2 separate regions of the Mus musculus genome follow, and region 2 is linked to region 1. Evidence: chromatin loops called from intact Hi-C (ENCODE). Cell type or tissue: left cerebral cortex. All regions are shown on one strand.

The links. Peaks named below come from ENCODE experiments on the same cell type or tissue, not always from the same donor. Only the 100,000 strongest peaks of a DNase experiment are listed, where the experiment ranks them.
Region 2: a loop joins it to region 1, with 5 times the contacts of the local background. A loop is called at or near these places in 2 of 42 quality-filtered maps.

The regions. Positions count from the first base shown.
Region 1 is chr13:113,406,206-113,414,205 of GRCm38, forward strand. No RefSeq gene overlaps it. Among named protein-coding and RNA genes, the nearest start is that of Gm41071, 14 kb to the right of the region's middle. In left cerebral cortex, no CTCF peak of the experiment used is centred here; a DNase peak (open chromatin) is centred at 3,817.
Region 2 is chr13:113,479,501-113,487,500 of GRCm38, forward strand. 4921509O07Rik (RIKEN cDNA 4921509O07 gene) reads right to left here. Exons shown (of 7, transcript NR_045501.1): 2 at 6,257-6,423; 3 at 5,018-5,155. It also overlaps the pseudogene Gm31191. Among named protein-coding and RNA genes, the nearest start is that of 4921509O07Rik, 19 kb to the right of the region's middle. In left cerebral cortex, no CTCF peak of the experiment used is centred here; DNase peaks (open chromatin) are centred at 3,578, 7,059 and 7,706.

The sequences.
Region 1 (8,000 bases):
GAAAGGCAGATGCAGGACCTTTGCCTCCACAGTGAGTTCTGGGTCAGCTTGGTTTCGTAGGAAGGCCCTATCTAGAACCCAAAGCAAAACTAATTTGTTCCAATACTTTAGATAGAAGACAATGTTTCTTTCTTTTTCTTTCCTCCTTTCTTTCTTCCTTCCTTTCTTTCTTTCTTTCTTTCTTTCTTTCTTTCTTTCTTTCTTTCTTTCTTTCTTCCTTCCTTCTTTCCTTCCTTCCTTCCTTCCTTCCTTCCTTCCTTCCTTTCTTTCCTTCTTTCTTTCTTTCTTTCTTTCTTTCTTTCTTTCTTTCTTTCTTTCTTTCTTTCTTTCCTTATGTCTTTTTTCTTTTTAATGTAGATTGAACCAGCTATACTGAAAACAATGCAAATCTAATAAATGTCCATTGGCTTATAAACATGGAACTCAAACAATTACGTTGCTTGAATCTTACAAATGTACATCCATAGTTTTAGAGTTTGCTGAAGTAGGGCGACAAGGTAAACTTTCTGGTCCCCAGGCAACTCTCTTGCTTATATTTGTACTTTCCAAATATACATGGTCCAAGAACCAGACATCATTAAATGCAGGTCCCTGCTCCTATGCTAAAGAATCCTATTCAGTATGTCCGAGAGAGGGACCTTCAGCTATGCCTTCAGTAGTATTCTTCATTGGGCAAGCTTGCGTACTGCACAGTAACAAAAATTCTCAGACCGAAAGATAGAAATGGCTTCACTGTGCATCTAGTACAGTGTGTTTAGGGGACAACAGGAGAAGAGATGAAATTTAAATGTGTATGTGGTAGCTCTTGAACCTTCCATTCTGATATTTTTTAGAGATTTAATTGTGTGTGGGTATGTGTGATTTAATTGTGTGTGTGTGTGTGTGTGTGTACATGTGTGTGCACATGTGTGCAGTTGTTCTAGGAGGCTGGAAGTAGGTGTTTGATACCCTGGATATGGAGTTACAGGCAATTGTAAACTGCCTAACATGGTGCTAGGAACTTAACTCCAGTCTTTTGCAAAGAGCACCAGCATGCTTACCCACTGAATGTCTCTCTAGCATGCCATTCCAAGTCTTCAAATGTTCTAATAATTGTCCCAAGATTTTTGGATACATGTGATCTCACCCAAGTATTACAATATTCACTTGAGCCCATAGACCCAGGACCTCAGTTTCTTAGCATTTCAAAAGTCACCAGGAAACAGGAACTGGTAGAGAAAATCAATTTATTTACAATTTAACCAAACAGGAAAGAATTTGATTCCTTCCTACCCTGTCTATAGCTGATTTATAAATCATAGAAAAGCATGAGGGAAATTAAAAAAAAAAAAAAGGATGTCTTCCGGTGGTGAGACATTTTTCCCAGGCCTTTCCTGAGAACTGGGAGACCTGGTCACCTTTTAGTCATTCTCTTTGTTTCTCTGCTGCAGAGACATTTTTGTTAATTTTGGTCCAAACCTAAGATAAATGAAGTAGATATTCACATTTTTTTTAAAAGAAAAGTCATGGGTGCTTCGTGGGATGATGGGATTAGGTTATTGCTGTCTTGGGCCTGGCAGGGTTCTCTAACCCTAAGTCTCTTTCTCTGCGAGGCGAAGGGCAAAGGGCTTTGCCCTTCTTCTTTGGAAATCAGCTTCAAGTGTGAACTCCTACCTGTTACACATATTAACTCTGCAGATGAGAGGTCACCGATCCATACATGCACTGGGAGATACAGCCTAAAAGCTAAGTAGCTACCAGGCCTTAAGTGCAAGAGATGTTTTAAAACATTTTTTCATTAAAAATTGTTTGTTGCTGGGTCTTTAATACCAACACCGGGGAGGCAGAGGCTGGTGGATCTCTGTGAGTTCGAGGCCAGCCTGGTCTAGAGAGTAAGTTCCAGGGCAGCCAGGGCTACACAAAGAAATCCTGCCTCGAAACAAACAACTGCTTTGTTACATTTACGTACTTTTAAATTGTGTGTTTGGGAGTTAGAGGATGTGCCACATCACACATAAGGAAGCGACAAGTCAGTCCGCTGCTCACGTGTAGTCCAGGGATTGAACCCAGGGCATCAGGATTGGCAGCTATCGTCTTGATCTTGTGAGCCATCTCATAGACATGATGGGAAAAATTTTAAATGTAGATTAAATCAGTTGTACTAAAAAATACGAATCTAATAAATGACCACTGTGCTCATTGACACAACAACAATGACGTATGTTGCCTGGATATGGCAAAGGTAGATCCTTGAGTTTAGAGCTTGCTAAAGAAGACTCAGGATTACATACTCAGCATTGTGACTTGCAGGCCATGGAGGACACAAGTGTCTCGCTTTGGACTCTAGAATAGCTCCACTGTCCCATCAGGGCTCTGGCACATCCTCTCAGCTTGTTAGCATAGTATCTGTATGTTACCTACTTTCCCCCTCTATTGACATCCGGATTCCCAGTCAGTTCTTTACATATTCTGCTGTTCTTGTTAGTCCTTAGCAATGAGTCCTGTAACGTTGGCTTAGTCTTCTCAAGTACAAACTTGGGACCCGTGTCCACCTTCTACATGGTTTATTCAATTTATACTTTTCTATGTCTAGGTGCCTTGCTGGACCCAATGGGATTGTGGGAATCTCAAGCTAACTAAAGAAATGAACTCAGAGTTCCTCTCAACCCACCTCATCTTCTCAGCAACCCCCCAGAAGATGCATTGTTTTTCTGGGCTAGTAAACTGAGGTCCGGCAAGATGCTTAGTCCATGCTTGCCCATGATACAGAGAATCTAATGAGTGAAGAGAGAGCCAGGTTACCTGAGAGCTTGCTGCTGTTGAGTGAGGATATTCTCTAGGGCACACGCTGTGGGAAGGCATGCATGGGGTTACCAGTCACCAACTTCTTGTCGGTCCTGCATATAGCAGCTGCTGTTCATCTTGGCACTCGTGAGACTGCTGTGCCCTCAGTCAAAGTACTTTTGGCCTTTGAGTCTTGTCATGGAGAAGTTGGAGCTAGGCCTTTGTCCTCTCCTTACCTTTGAGACTCTCCTGGAAAGTCTTTCTCCTCTGTATTTTGTGTCTCCTGGACAGTTCCTCTACAGGGGCCTCCTCTTCTTGATTCAGGGACATGGTGGGACCCAGACCACACAGAATAGGCAGCCCCAAAGTGTCATCTTGTGCTGGGAGAGGGAACAGGGATGCCTATGCTGCTTTGGTTCCAGTCCTGATGGTCACACTCTCAAAATGGCCTCTGGCTACAATTGGCAAACATAACTTTATGTGTGTTGAATCTGATGTGATTTCAAAATAGAGGCTCATGTTCTATATTATTTGTATTTCCTTTGTTTTTAGTAATCCATTCTTATTATAATTTTATAAGAGCTTTGGCCCATTGTGAACTGGAGAAAAAGAAAAATAAAACTGGCTCTTGAACACAGATATGTTGAAAAACCCCACAGATACCAAAACCAAGAGTTCAGAGTTGATAGGCCTTGCCTCTGGCTTTTTAAGTAACCCCACGCAGAAGTGGGGAGACCCTGACCTATGGCTGCTCATGGCCTTTCTGGGATGCTAGGAGGTGGTCCATATAATATTTCCCCACCAAGGGCAAAGCTTTCTTATTTCCCATTCTGCTTCTCTTCCTATGCCCAGAGCTGCGCCAACCTTGCTGCTTCTCAATGAAAGCTTTTAAGGAGTTCTTTTTTTCTTTTCAGTCAGTATTTTTCATGAGAGTGCATGCTCCTCACATATTTCACATGGCCTGAATTTTTTATGAATCCAAGAACAAATGTATTTTTGGCTAAGACCGACACATATTTTTGGAGTCGGAGGGCTGTACATTTGTCTCCTGGCAAACATAATGTGAAGCAGATGGAACTGCATGCGGCACGCTTTCATTCTGCAGTCGGCTTCGGGTGTCCTGCTGGGAAACTGCATCCTTTAGGAAGTCTGTTAACACTTCCATGGAAACTGACGTGGTACCCACCGCCTCCTCCTGGAGGGATACATCACCCTGCTAACACAGAGCGAGTCGAGTGACTCTTCAGATTGCTTCTGGTCAGTGGTGTTGTGACCTTTGCTTTACTTGGAAGGGAGCTTTTGAAGTAGACTTGACCAGTGAGCGAATGAGGGAGAGGACGGAGAGTGTTCCTGGCAGGGAGCTAAGTCCAAAGCCTCAAAGGACTGCTGTGATCAGATAAGAACAAGCCCCCCCCCCCAACTATTATTTCCATGTCATTTGCAGTTTTGTGATAGAGCAAGGTAATGTCCCAGGGAACCCTGCATTGCACAGAACTGGACCAGTCCAGTCCACTCAATGGGTTACTTATCAATAATTAGATTCAGAAGTGACTTATGACGTCGGATAAGTCATCTTGACACAACTCCAGTGTTTGGGTCTAATCTTACTTTGGGCCATTTTTGGTTTCGTTTCTCTTTATTTTATTTTCAGGCTCCCACTATGAAGCCTAGTCTGACTTTATAATCCTCCTGCCTCAATCTCCTAAATGGGATAATAGACCTGTGCCACCTTGCTTGATTCTTTGGGCCACTGTTGCCCCACTATGTATAAAAAATAATTTCTTGAACAAGTGAAAAATAAATGAAATTGAGATCCAGAGAAAGTAAGTCTTTTGTCAAAAATGAGAGTTCAAACCATACGTAGTGAGGAAATTTCCAAGAAGGCCAGAAGGCTTGGTTTCAGTGATCACAGATCTTGGAATTACCCTACATTCATCAGTCTAGACTTGGATTGACTTGCCCTTGGCTACTACACAAGGTAAAACCTTGCAACCCATGGGCTAGGTTTGGTTCCCAATGGACAGGAATTCTGCTCATTTCTACCAAGAGCTCTTGGATCTCAGTATGTCAAAGCAGTTTCGGGTGACTGTTGTGTGATCATTTCACATTATCTTGTTTTACTCAAGGAAGTAAAAGCTCTTGATGGAAGGCTAGACACTGTTACCATGCTCCAAGGCAGAGGTCTGTTTCAACTCTGCTGTGACTGGAGCTAGGCTGGCAGATTTCAATCTCTCGATAAAATAAGGGTAAAGAAAAGACTGGTTTAAACATCTTACAACAGGCTAAGATTTCAAAAGTTTAACAGTTTTGAGAGAAAAGAAGAGTCAGGATGTGAATGAGGTCAGGGGGTCAAGTGGAGTAGGCTTGAGGGTCCCTGTATCTGGGGGAGGGATGAGTTGCTGTGGCTGGTTCGTGGCTTCACTGTTACTAGTGGATTCCCTAGACTTGGCCCTTGCCTGGGACAGTAATTCATTTATTATATGTACCTTAAGTTCCCACCATAGGTGGACCATCTGCTTTCTGCTGTGATTTAAATGAAAAGGAGGCTGTCTTTTCTCTCATGGGATCCATGAGATCATCCATGGGATATTGTCAAACTAGAATAACTCTCCTTGGTAAGACCTAGTTGTCCTCTGAGATGTCCTTTGCATTACTGTTACCCATTGAACTTCCAGTAGTTCCTTCATCTGTTGGCATCTCCAGCATCCAGACCATTGCCCTTTAGTATCCATGGGTACTCAGCCCAGGGAGTGGCACTATTAGAAGGTGTGGCATTGTTGGAGTAGATGTGGCACTGTGGGTGTGGACTTTACGACCTTTATCCTAGCTGCTTGGAAGTGAGCATTCTGCTAACAGCCTTCAGGTGAAGCTGTAGAACTCTTTTTTTTTTTTAATTGGTTTTTTGAGACAGGGTTTCTCTGTGTAGCCCTGGCTGTCCTGGAACTCACTTTGTAGAACAGGCTGGCCTCAAACTCAGAAATCTGCCTGCCTCTGCCTAACTCCTCCTGCACCATGCCTGCCTGGACACTGCCAAGTTCTCACCTTGATGATAATGGACTGTAAGCCAGCCCCAATTAAATGTTGTCCTTATGAGAGTTGTCTTGGTCATGGTATCTGTTCCCAGTAGTAAAACCCTAACTAAGATGCATGGAGAACCCATTCACCAATATACGTTCCAGTTCTTGGACCTTGTCTAATACAGTGCCATTTCCACCTAACCAACACCCTTAGTATCTCTCAGAACTGTTCCACCTCTGACATCTTAATCTACTAACTCCCTTTCAAGCTGAACCCTTACATTTCCAGACTTCTTTCCACTCCCCTTCGTTTGATCATTAGTCTCATTCAGACCATCTCATCATTTGATTTCTTTCATTTCCCTCTAATACAGTGTTCTCAATCTTCCTAATGCTGCAACCCTTTAATGCAGTTCCTCATGCTGTGGTGACCCCATCCATATAATTATTTTGTTGCTACTTTATAACTGTAACTTTGCTAGTTATGGATTATAATGTAAATACCTGCTGTGCGAGATACATGGTACCCTAAGGGGTCACAATCCACAATGGTTAAAAAACATTGATATAGCCTATTTGTGTCCTTTTGGCCTCACTGTCTGAACATCTACTGGTTTAGACTCAAGCAACACACTCTGATTCATACCCATAAATCCTTGAGTCTTTGTTCTGCTAGTGTCTCTGGCTAGAAAAGTCTGGGTGAAGTTTCAGTCCTTCCTACATAAGGCAAGCCTGGAAAGAATGTAGGGGATATGATGGGTAAAGCATACTAATACTAAGAGCAAGAAGAATTAACATGTTAAGGCACTTATTCCTCTGAAATTGACTCTACTAGGTGCCCAAGAAATGCAGTGGGTACAAGAGAAGTTTATTAGTCAGGGCCCTCTAAAAGAACAGAGATGATGAAATATATAACTGGAACACACACACACACGGTCCAAATAAATATATATTTGGTCCACCAGGTGAAGTTGTAGACTATCGATGTTTGTGTCTGTGTATCTGTGTGTCTGTATGCCTGTGCGTGTATTAAAAGGGGATTTATTAGAGTGGCTTACAGGCCGTAGTTGGACTAGTCCATTAATGGTTGTAAAAACCAAGCATCCAGGAGAAGTTCAGCGAAGAGACTGGATGTCTCAGTAGTCTCACTCTGATGCAGGGTCCCAGGGTTGTCTTAGAGAACTATCAATTTCCAGTTTGCCTTAGAACCCCAAAGATGAAGGTTCTAACACCATCGAAGGAATGCTTTGGGGACAGGAGAGATGAACTGGCCAGTGAGAGTGAAGGCAAGCAGTCAAAAATCAAAACCTTCTACCTTCTACTTCCTTTTAGGTGGGCTGCCACCAGAAGGTGTGGCCCAGGCTCAGGGTGGGTCTTCTGATGTCAAATGGTTCATCCTGGCTGGCTTGAGTCTTATTTGCAACTCTTTTAAGGCTCCTTTTGTTGTTCATCTCCTGCTGCATTTGCTTTGGACAGAGAAGCCTGGCTACTTTCTGAAGATGAAACACAGGATGGAAACATTAGCTTTGAACTTAGGGCAAGATCCTGGTTCACGTTGTAAGGTGGGATGGCTATCTTCCCCAGCAACCGTTTTCATCTTGTTCTGTATTTCCCCTGGGAGACAAAAGATATGCCAAGAACAATACAATAAGACTCAGAACTGGGTTCTTGATGGCTATCAGTTTGGACCACTCACCTTGATATGTTTATAAAAAGATAAAGAAGTATAAGATATGAGATGTGGGGGAAGGGGGGGGGTCTCAGCATGTGCCTTTCCCCCTGACACAGGATGGTATAGTATAGAATAGAGTTTATTTAGGGTATGAAGAGGGGAGTTAAGAGGGTAGTCGAGGCAGAGAAAGGCGGGGGGGGGGGGGCTGGAGAGAGAGAGAGAGAGAGAGAGAGAGAGAAGGGGAGGGGAGGGGAGGGGAGGGGAGAAGAGAAGAGAAGAGAAGAGAAGAGAAGAGAAGAGAAGAGAAGAGAAGAGAAGAGAAGAGAAGAGAAGAGAAGAGAAGAGAAGAGAAGAAGAGAAGTAGAGATCAGCCATGGCCATGAGCATGTGGAGAGAGGGGTGGAGGAAGGGGAAATGAAGAGCAAGAGAGAAGCAAGAGGGAAGCAAGAGTAAGAGAGAGAGGAGGGGACAAGCACCCCTTTAGTGGGTCAGGCCTACCTGGCTGTTGCCAGGTAACTGTGGGGAGGAGCATACCTAGCTGTTGCCAG
Region 2 (8,000 bases), 73 kb after region 1:
TCTTCTGAGAACACTGGATGAAGTCACTGCAAAGTCCACATCGCCCAATAGACTGGTAAACCAATTTTGGGGACCAGGTTTCAACAGGTCTCTGGTTTTAAGGAATTAAGTATTATGTGGATGGTACAGGGGGAAGAGGATATAAAAATGAATTTAGAATTTTCCCAGACCACAAGGCATTTTGTGCCTTGGTGGCCACCGATGTCAAGGCCAGGATTGCTCTCCAACAAGAGCCTTCCAAAATTATCAGGGAAAGATGTTTTCTGTCCTCAATCCAGCTTGGGAGAGATTTTGTTACTGACACATGATCCTCCCACCCCCAGTAATGAAATGTTCTGTGTGCTAACAATAGAGCTTAAAAAAGAAAAAAAAAGTAAAACAAAATTCTGTATTTTTATAAAACTTGATAAAAAATAGTATTTCAAACTGTAAAGTTACCAGAAGTACACAGTTACCAAAAATGCACACACATCACTTGGCATCTCCAGCACCTTCAGTTTTCTGAGCCTGGTCTGTTTTGGCATCTACATTTTCTGCAGGATTATTTGCATCCTTACCGGCGTTGGCTTTCCCCTTCCTCCCCTTGGGTACCTTCTCTCCCTTCTTCTCCGGGGCCTTTTTAGGTTTGGGCTCACTTTGGAGGAGCAGGTTTAGAAGACAACCTTGCAGATCTTCTCCGTGACTCCTCCTTCACCTTGACTTTGTCTCCTTTAGCATTCCCCTTCAGCCTTTCTTTTGGGCATGGTGGTAGCAGAAGACCTCGGCGCTGAACACGGGTATACAGCAGCACGCGGGTTTGGTTCATCTGGGAGTCGTCCTTGTTGCTTCTTCACACTGCTCTGCAAAAATATTTCTTAAATGGTAGCCTCAGAAGGAAGACAGTAGGCCGGAAGCAGATCACCTTACCAAAGAGGGCTGCTCCCTCATTCTTATTGATGGTCACACACGTCCTTGGAGATATAGTCTCACCATCCTCGTCAGGCAGATTGTGCGGCCAACCAGTCCATGTCAAGGTGATCAGAAGTATGTTGATCCTGGCATTATTTCAGTACTTGGAATCCAGAAACCCTCAAACTGTTAGGTACAACACTTCTCCTCCTCCTCCTCCTTTTTCTTCTTCTTCCTCTTCTTCCTCCTCCTCTTCCTCCTCTTCCTCCTCTCTCCCCCTCCTCTTCATCATCCTGCTGTTCCTCGTCTTCTTCACTCTGAGAATAAAGCCTAGGTAAGCACTCTACCGTGGAGCTAAATCCTCATCCCCACAGCAATTCATCTTTGAAACTGAAAATAAATTTTGTACTAAGGTTGTTATAATGGGCACTGGGGCTTTTGGGTAATATCTTCAATTCTCCTTGAAGATGCTAATAAGAACTCTCCACTTTGTTCCTAGTATGCTAGAGGCATGCTATTTGCTCAGACTAATTACATGTAAGTTGAAGCTACACGTCTTCCAGGTAGATGTCTTCAAGAATTGGTCACTGTCAAAGTCAACCAAATATAGACAAGTTTTCAGAAAAATAATTTTTATTTGAGAATAAACAAGAATCAGGCTGGAGTCCAAGATAGATCGATGTGCCCTCTGGGATGTCTGGAGGACAAAGCAAAGGTAGGAAGTTTCATTAAGACAGAGAAATGTATAATAATTTTGAAAGAAAAATCACTTTTGGTGGAGATGGAAAACTCTGGATAACAAGTGGTAGCCGTTGTAATATAAAGCTACTCTTAAGACAGACAGTTCTGCCACTAGATTTTCTGTTTGGTTGGTTGGTTAGTTGGTTCATTGCTTTTTCGAGACAGGGCTTCTTTGTGTAGTCCTAGCTGTCCTAGAACTCACTCTGTAGATCAGAGTGACCTCGAACGCATAGAGATCCAACTGCCTCCATGTCCTGAGTGCTGGGATCAAAGGTATGCACCACTACTGCCTGGTTGTGTCATCAGTTTTTATGTATAGCTAATCCAAGCTAATCCTAAGGGGAGAGCTGGCTACTGCTTTACAGCGGTTCAGAGACTTTTTGGAGCAACATTCACACCTTAAATGTTCCGCCCTTTGTCTATGGGTTTTCTGGCTCTACTTTGGTCAGATGTGACAGGTACGATTCTGTTTTTACATTAATTTTTATCCCAGCGATGCCACCATGGTCCTTTCCCCATGTCACTGTGATCGGCCATGTTCAAGTGGGTGAAGTCCATCTGCCAAGTTTCCTGTGTGCACATGACGTTCAGAGCCTGCTGCCAGGCTGCTGAGGAGTGATGGACAGACAGACAGGCTGGGAGAGTAATGAACTGTTGATTTAAGTCTGTACTACTGTATAATCAAGCCTATGTTCCCTAGAATATCAAAGCAGCAGTAACTACAGACAATAGATAGTCCAACCAATTTATTTCTTTTTAGGGAAACTTTTAATGGTTTATTTCTTTTTAGGGAAACTTTTTAAATGACCTATTTTTTATGTTTATTTTATATACGCTGGTGTTTTGCCTGCATTCATGTTTGTGTCAAAGTGTCAAATCACTTGGAACTGGATTACAGACTGTTGTCAGCTGCCATGTGGGTACTGGGAATTGAACCAGTGTCCTCTGGTAGAGCAGCCAGTGCTCTTCACTGCTAAGCCATATAGAAACTTTCTAAATATAAGAATTGAACATTTTCCTTTTTTCTAAGGATCCTAAAAAGCCTGGCAACCATTGTTGAAATGTACTTGACCAACCAAACGTGTTACACAAATAAGTGTTTGTGGCACTGGCTAGATTTGGGTAATGTCACTAATAGTTAAATATCACATGAAATTTATTTTAAAATTTATATATCCTAAATTTTATCTGCACTGTGAAATAGTTCTATTTTTGAAATGATCCCTGAAATTCTGGAATTTGTATTAGATCTACCTGCATATAAGAGTAACTACTCCCATTTTAATATGTAAATGTGAAAATATGTGGCTCAGGATTCATGTAAAAAGGTTTAGCCTGAGATGACCTAAATAGCACTAGTAAGATCACTGATGGATTATGGGACCTCACCTGAACCAGTGCTATGCACGTGAAATACCAGGTTTGTTTGCTTGGGTTCTGCTTAGAATTATGGTCCGTGTTTCTTCAGAGCTGTTTCCGATATTCAGTCAAGAACATGTTTGAAAATTGACTTTGTTCTATCAGAGTAGCTTTATTAGGGTAATTATTAAGGAGACAAGTATCTGACCTTAAAGGGCTGTTTAAATTGTTGTGTGGTTTGGAGAGATTATTTGTAGCTTGAAACGCACATCATCGAGTTTCCAAATGTATTCAGGTCCACTGTTGTCAAAGATCCCAAAATGTACTTTAAAATGCAACTTAAATTGCATGTAGCAAATGCTGCCTTCTGTTCATCTAGCATCCAGTGCAGAAAACCAACACAGCACGGTTTAAAATAAATACAGATAGGCATGGAGAGTGCACATCAAATGCCTTTTGCTCCTCTGAGGTTTTCCTGTTTTAAAGAGCAATGGTTAGGTCAGGCATCTCAGCTTTTGTGCTAGACAAGATGTAACTAGCCTTGTATTTCTGGGCACTTTCGTGGAAGGAGCAGAGCCAGTTCACAAAACTGTCTCTTGAAGCTAGGCTGACTCAGAACATCTCCATATGGATGTCCCAAGACAACTTATTCTCATGTGTCCCAAAATGAACTTGCTCCCCCTCCCAATCCCAAACTGTGTTCCACAGTCCCATTCATCTCTCACATGCAACTCTCCTCTGATTCCATGGCTCAGCACTTGCATCTGGTCTCCCCTGGGGGTCCCACAGTCCCAGGCTTTACCTCCTTACTGGTTCTCCTGCCTCCAGTAGCACCATGCACCCAGCTGTTTCCACCAAATTAAGCTCTATAGAGCCCAGGTGAGGAACTCCTGCCCCCATCTCAGTAAGTTCTCTGGAGCCCAAGATCCTATTGCTGCTCTTCACTGCCACAGGGCTCCTCTGCCCTAGTCTCCTGCTCTGTGTCCCTCCAGCACACCAGCTACCAGTCAAATTTTAATGATGTGGAGCCTTAGAGAAAAGAGGTGAAGCCTAGGTATCTATTTCTCTGCTTCCTTCCCACACCAGTCAAGAGATCTGCTTCTCCAACCTGTGGTATCGCCCTATCCCGAAGCCTTCTGAGTGCCCCTGATTTCAAAGCCTCCTATGCTGTGGTTCACTTTTCAATACAGGAGGATGAATTCAGAGCCTTGCACGACTAGGAGAGTGCTCACTCTTGAGCTATACCCCTGGTCCCCTTTTTCACTTTTCATGTTGAGACAGGCCATCGTGGAGTTGCCCGTACTGGCCTCAAATCACTCTGTGACCTCCTGGTCCTTGAACTTATGATCTCCTGCTTCAGCCTCCAAAGCAGTTAGGATTAGAGACTCACAGCATCAAAGCAGCTTCTAGAATATACTTGACATCCCTCCTTTTGACTTTCCTTTTTTCTTCTTTTCAGACTGAAAGTATCTTCTTTCTTTCGTATTTAATCCCAGGTTGTCCCTACCCTGGGTTTACTCAGCAGGAAGGTAGCAGAAATGGGGTATGTAAGGGGCCACGAACCTTGGCTCTGCTTAGAGAAAAGAACCACCCAGACCAGGAAGACCAGTTAGGGCCTTCACACGCATAAGGAATGAGTAACATCTCCAAGCCAGCCACTGAAATGACATTATCTGCTTCAACTGCTAGTATTATCTCCACTAACTTTATCAAACAAACATTCTTTAAAAATGAACATAAAAGCCCTGTTTCTGAGTGAGGGCCTGAAGTAGGTCAATAAGGCAATCTAAAGTTGTTCACATCAGGAAGTTGTGATGACAAGGCTCCTGAAGGAATTTAGCAAGAATGTGCTTTCTATTGGGGTCATTGACCCATGGTAGAGATGAAAAGCTGGTGGCCCTGGCGTTTCTGGACTCGTCCAGGCCATTGGTCAAAATGTTCACGATATCCCTCGTTTGTCAAAGAAGAAAAATTAGGAGATAGAAATAAGATGAAGTGAAGTATTTACAGATGGGCTGAATGTACTCACAAAGGATCTCCATGCTCTGGGGCTGCCATCAGTTAATTCCGGGGACGTGCAAAGCAGCTGACACACGTGGAACATCTTTTGCATGTGGTTGTCGTTGCCACTAGCAAGACAGAAACCGAGGACAAGTAAAATCTCCTCCTAGAAACCAGAGTTGAGAAATGAATGTAAGAATCTAGAAACAGAACATCCCACAGCCATGATGGCTTTGTGCCTCTATCTCCCTCCTGCCCCGCCCTGTCCTCCCCTGGGCACAGGCTGAAGTTGGTCCTTTCAAGAAGTGATCTTCTAGTCAAAAGAGACTGGTCTTGTCTTCTGTCCCTTGTGAAGGAGTTTGAACTAACAACAACAACAAAAAAAAATGTTGCCAGTCAGCTGTCATGTTTAATTCTTATCTCTGTTGATAAATGTCACAGTTTAGATTAATTCAACACACATGCACACACACACATATCTCAAAGAAGAGCTGTAAGATAATTACAATGGGGGCAAGCCAAGCAAGATGCAAGATGGAATTAGGTGGGTGTGGGAACAGAGGTATTTAAAAAAAAAAAAAAAAAAAAAAAAAACCACACCACACCACACCACACCAGAAAAGAGATCCACATTTTTAGGGGACTTGAGATCTTAGGAGCATGGAGGCAGAGGTGGTGTCGACATACCCACATCCAAATTTAATAAATGCTGGGGGCAAGTGGAATTCAGACAGAATGAGTCCACTGTGAGAAAGAAGAATAGTAGCTTTCAAGTCTTTGTCTACATGGGTCAATATGGAGACATTCTGGTTGAATGGGTGCCTTCACACACCTCTGGGAAAGCCTGACACTATTTGGACAGAGCTTGAAAACTGCTATGATAAATGAGTCCCAGTGAGTATTTTTCAGTAGAGGGCAGCTTCTACAAATCTGATACCATACAGTGTTCTCCGGTTTCTCCTGGTGCAATATCTAGCCAATCTCAAAGACATCTGGCTCTGTCAGTCTTCCCTCCATTTTCATGGACAGCCCTCCTCATCTTATCATTACCCATAATCCCTCACTTGTCTCCCTACGGCTGGTCCCTGTCACTTCCAGTATGTGCTGAACACAGAAAGCAGACTAGCTGTTCTCCTAACACACTTTTGTAACACTCCCTTGCTTAAGAGTCCACAGAAGTGCCCGATTACCACTGCTTTATTCATGCTTCCCCTCGCCACACCCATCCTTCTACAATCTCTGTTGCAACACACATGACCTCTCTCACCTTCCGGCTTACAGAGATTGTCCATTGTCTTGACCGCTCTGAATATACTGCCCTCCCAACTCTTGTCACCCGATGACTCCTACTGCTTCTCCTTATACATCACTTCTTTGAAAAGTAGATGGATCCACGCCTCCATCTTGTCAAGCTTATATCACTCCATGGCTTCTCTATCAAAGGAAATATAATGATCATCATTTTAAGGGCTTTCTTATTATCTCAGTCTCTTCCTAATATAAACAAGGGTGGTTTATCCCCAGGACTTACCCTTATATTCCCAAATCATGTATTGTTACAGTATAATTTATTTAATGGGTGAATGAACTCAACACAAATATTTACTGAATGAATGAATGAATGAATGAATGAATACATGGATTCATTCATTGATAGAATAATTGACAAGTAGTGTGGTGTAAGAGTATATGGTTCTTTGTGGCATCCCTTTAGGAGCTCTTTCCTTTGTGACTCCCATGAATGGGGGCCACAAGTAAATGTTTCTCTCATCTCTCCCTAAATGGAATACCCAAGACAGGGATCATGAAATTTTTGGAAATGAGGTACTCTCTGTATGAAGAGAGGTGTTGCAATTCTATATTGAAGAAAGGATTTAGGTTACAATTTCCCACATAGCTGTCAGTGGTAGGGAACAAAACCCTAAGAGCAGGAAAATGGCTATCTCCCTCTTGTAGTCAACAGTGCGGATGTGTAGGTGGTGGCAAACCTTAGCTTTCTCTTGCTATTTGAAATCCACTATTCTATTGAGCAAGGACTTGCCAAGAGTCTCAGGAATAGCACAGTCATGCCTGAAACCCAGTTCTTGCTGCTACCGACCATAGTTCCTTGCTGTTCTCAGAAAGCCCGTTGTTAACTCAACACAGTGCAGGCAGAGCTTCCTTTCCAGCTCACGTGGCGACCTTTGATGGAAGTGCTGAGAAAGCAAGAGGCCAAAGCCAGAGCACTTCCCCCTAACTTAAATTTCCAGCTCAGCAAAGCCCCGTGTGCAGTGGGTAGGGTGTGAGTGAGGCAAGGGTCAGAATAGGCAAATCCAGGGCAAACAACAAGAAATTCATCCCTGTGCCTGGCAAGTCCTTTTTCTCCTGGGACTTCAGAGAACAGCTTCACTTTATTTATTTATTCTTTTCAATCTTTTGGGACTCTCAAGGGAGAACAGTTGCTTAGATGGCTGCAAGAATACAAGTACTCAACAAAAGCAGGATGAGTATCTGAGGTCCACCTTCCACCCTAGTCTTATTGTAAAGAATAAAAGGTCTTCATCTGTCCAAACTACTTGTACTCCCTCATCCCTGTGATCTCACTATGGACGTGGAAATGTGGAAGGAAGGCTGTGATTGAAAGGACAGAAAGGGAACAGGTCGCCAGAGCAAGCCTGGTCTCAAGCTCCACTTCACCTCAATAGTGAAATAGCAGAACCACATGATAGCAAGAAGCAAAAAAATAAAATAAAATAACTCATTTGCATAGTGGAAATTACATGCCTGGGAAATTGAATGCGTTATGACTCACCCTAACTGCTCAAGACTGAACATCGCCAATCAGTAATACGGTGGGAATTACATGCTGAGCCACTGCATGTGAAGTGGCTCGCCCTAACCCAGTGAGACTCCACCCTCAAGCTCATCCCATACACAGGCACTTCTTTCTTTTACTGCCATGCCTGCTGCTCTCTTTGGAGTGCACCAAATAAACTTATCCTCTATCTGTTCGGGTTTAAAGCCACAATTCT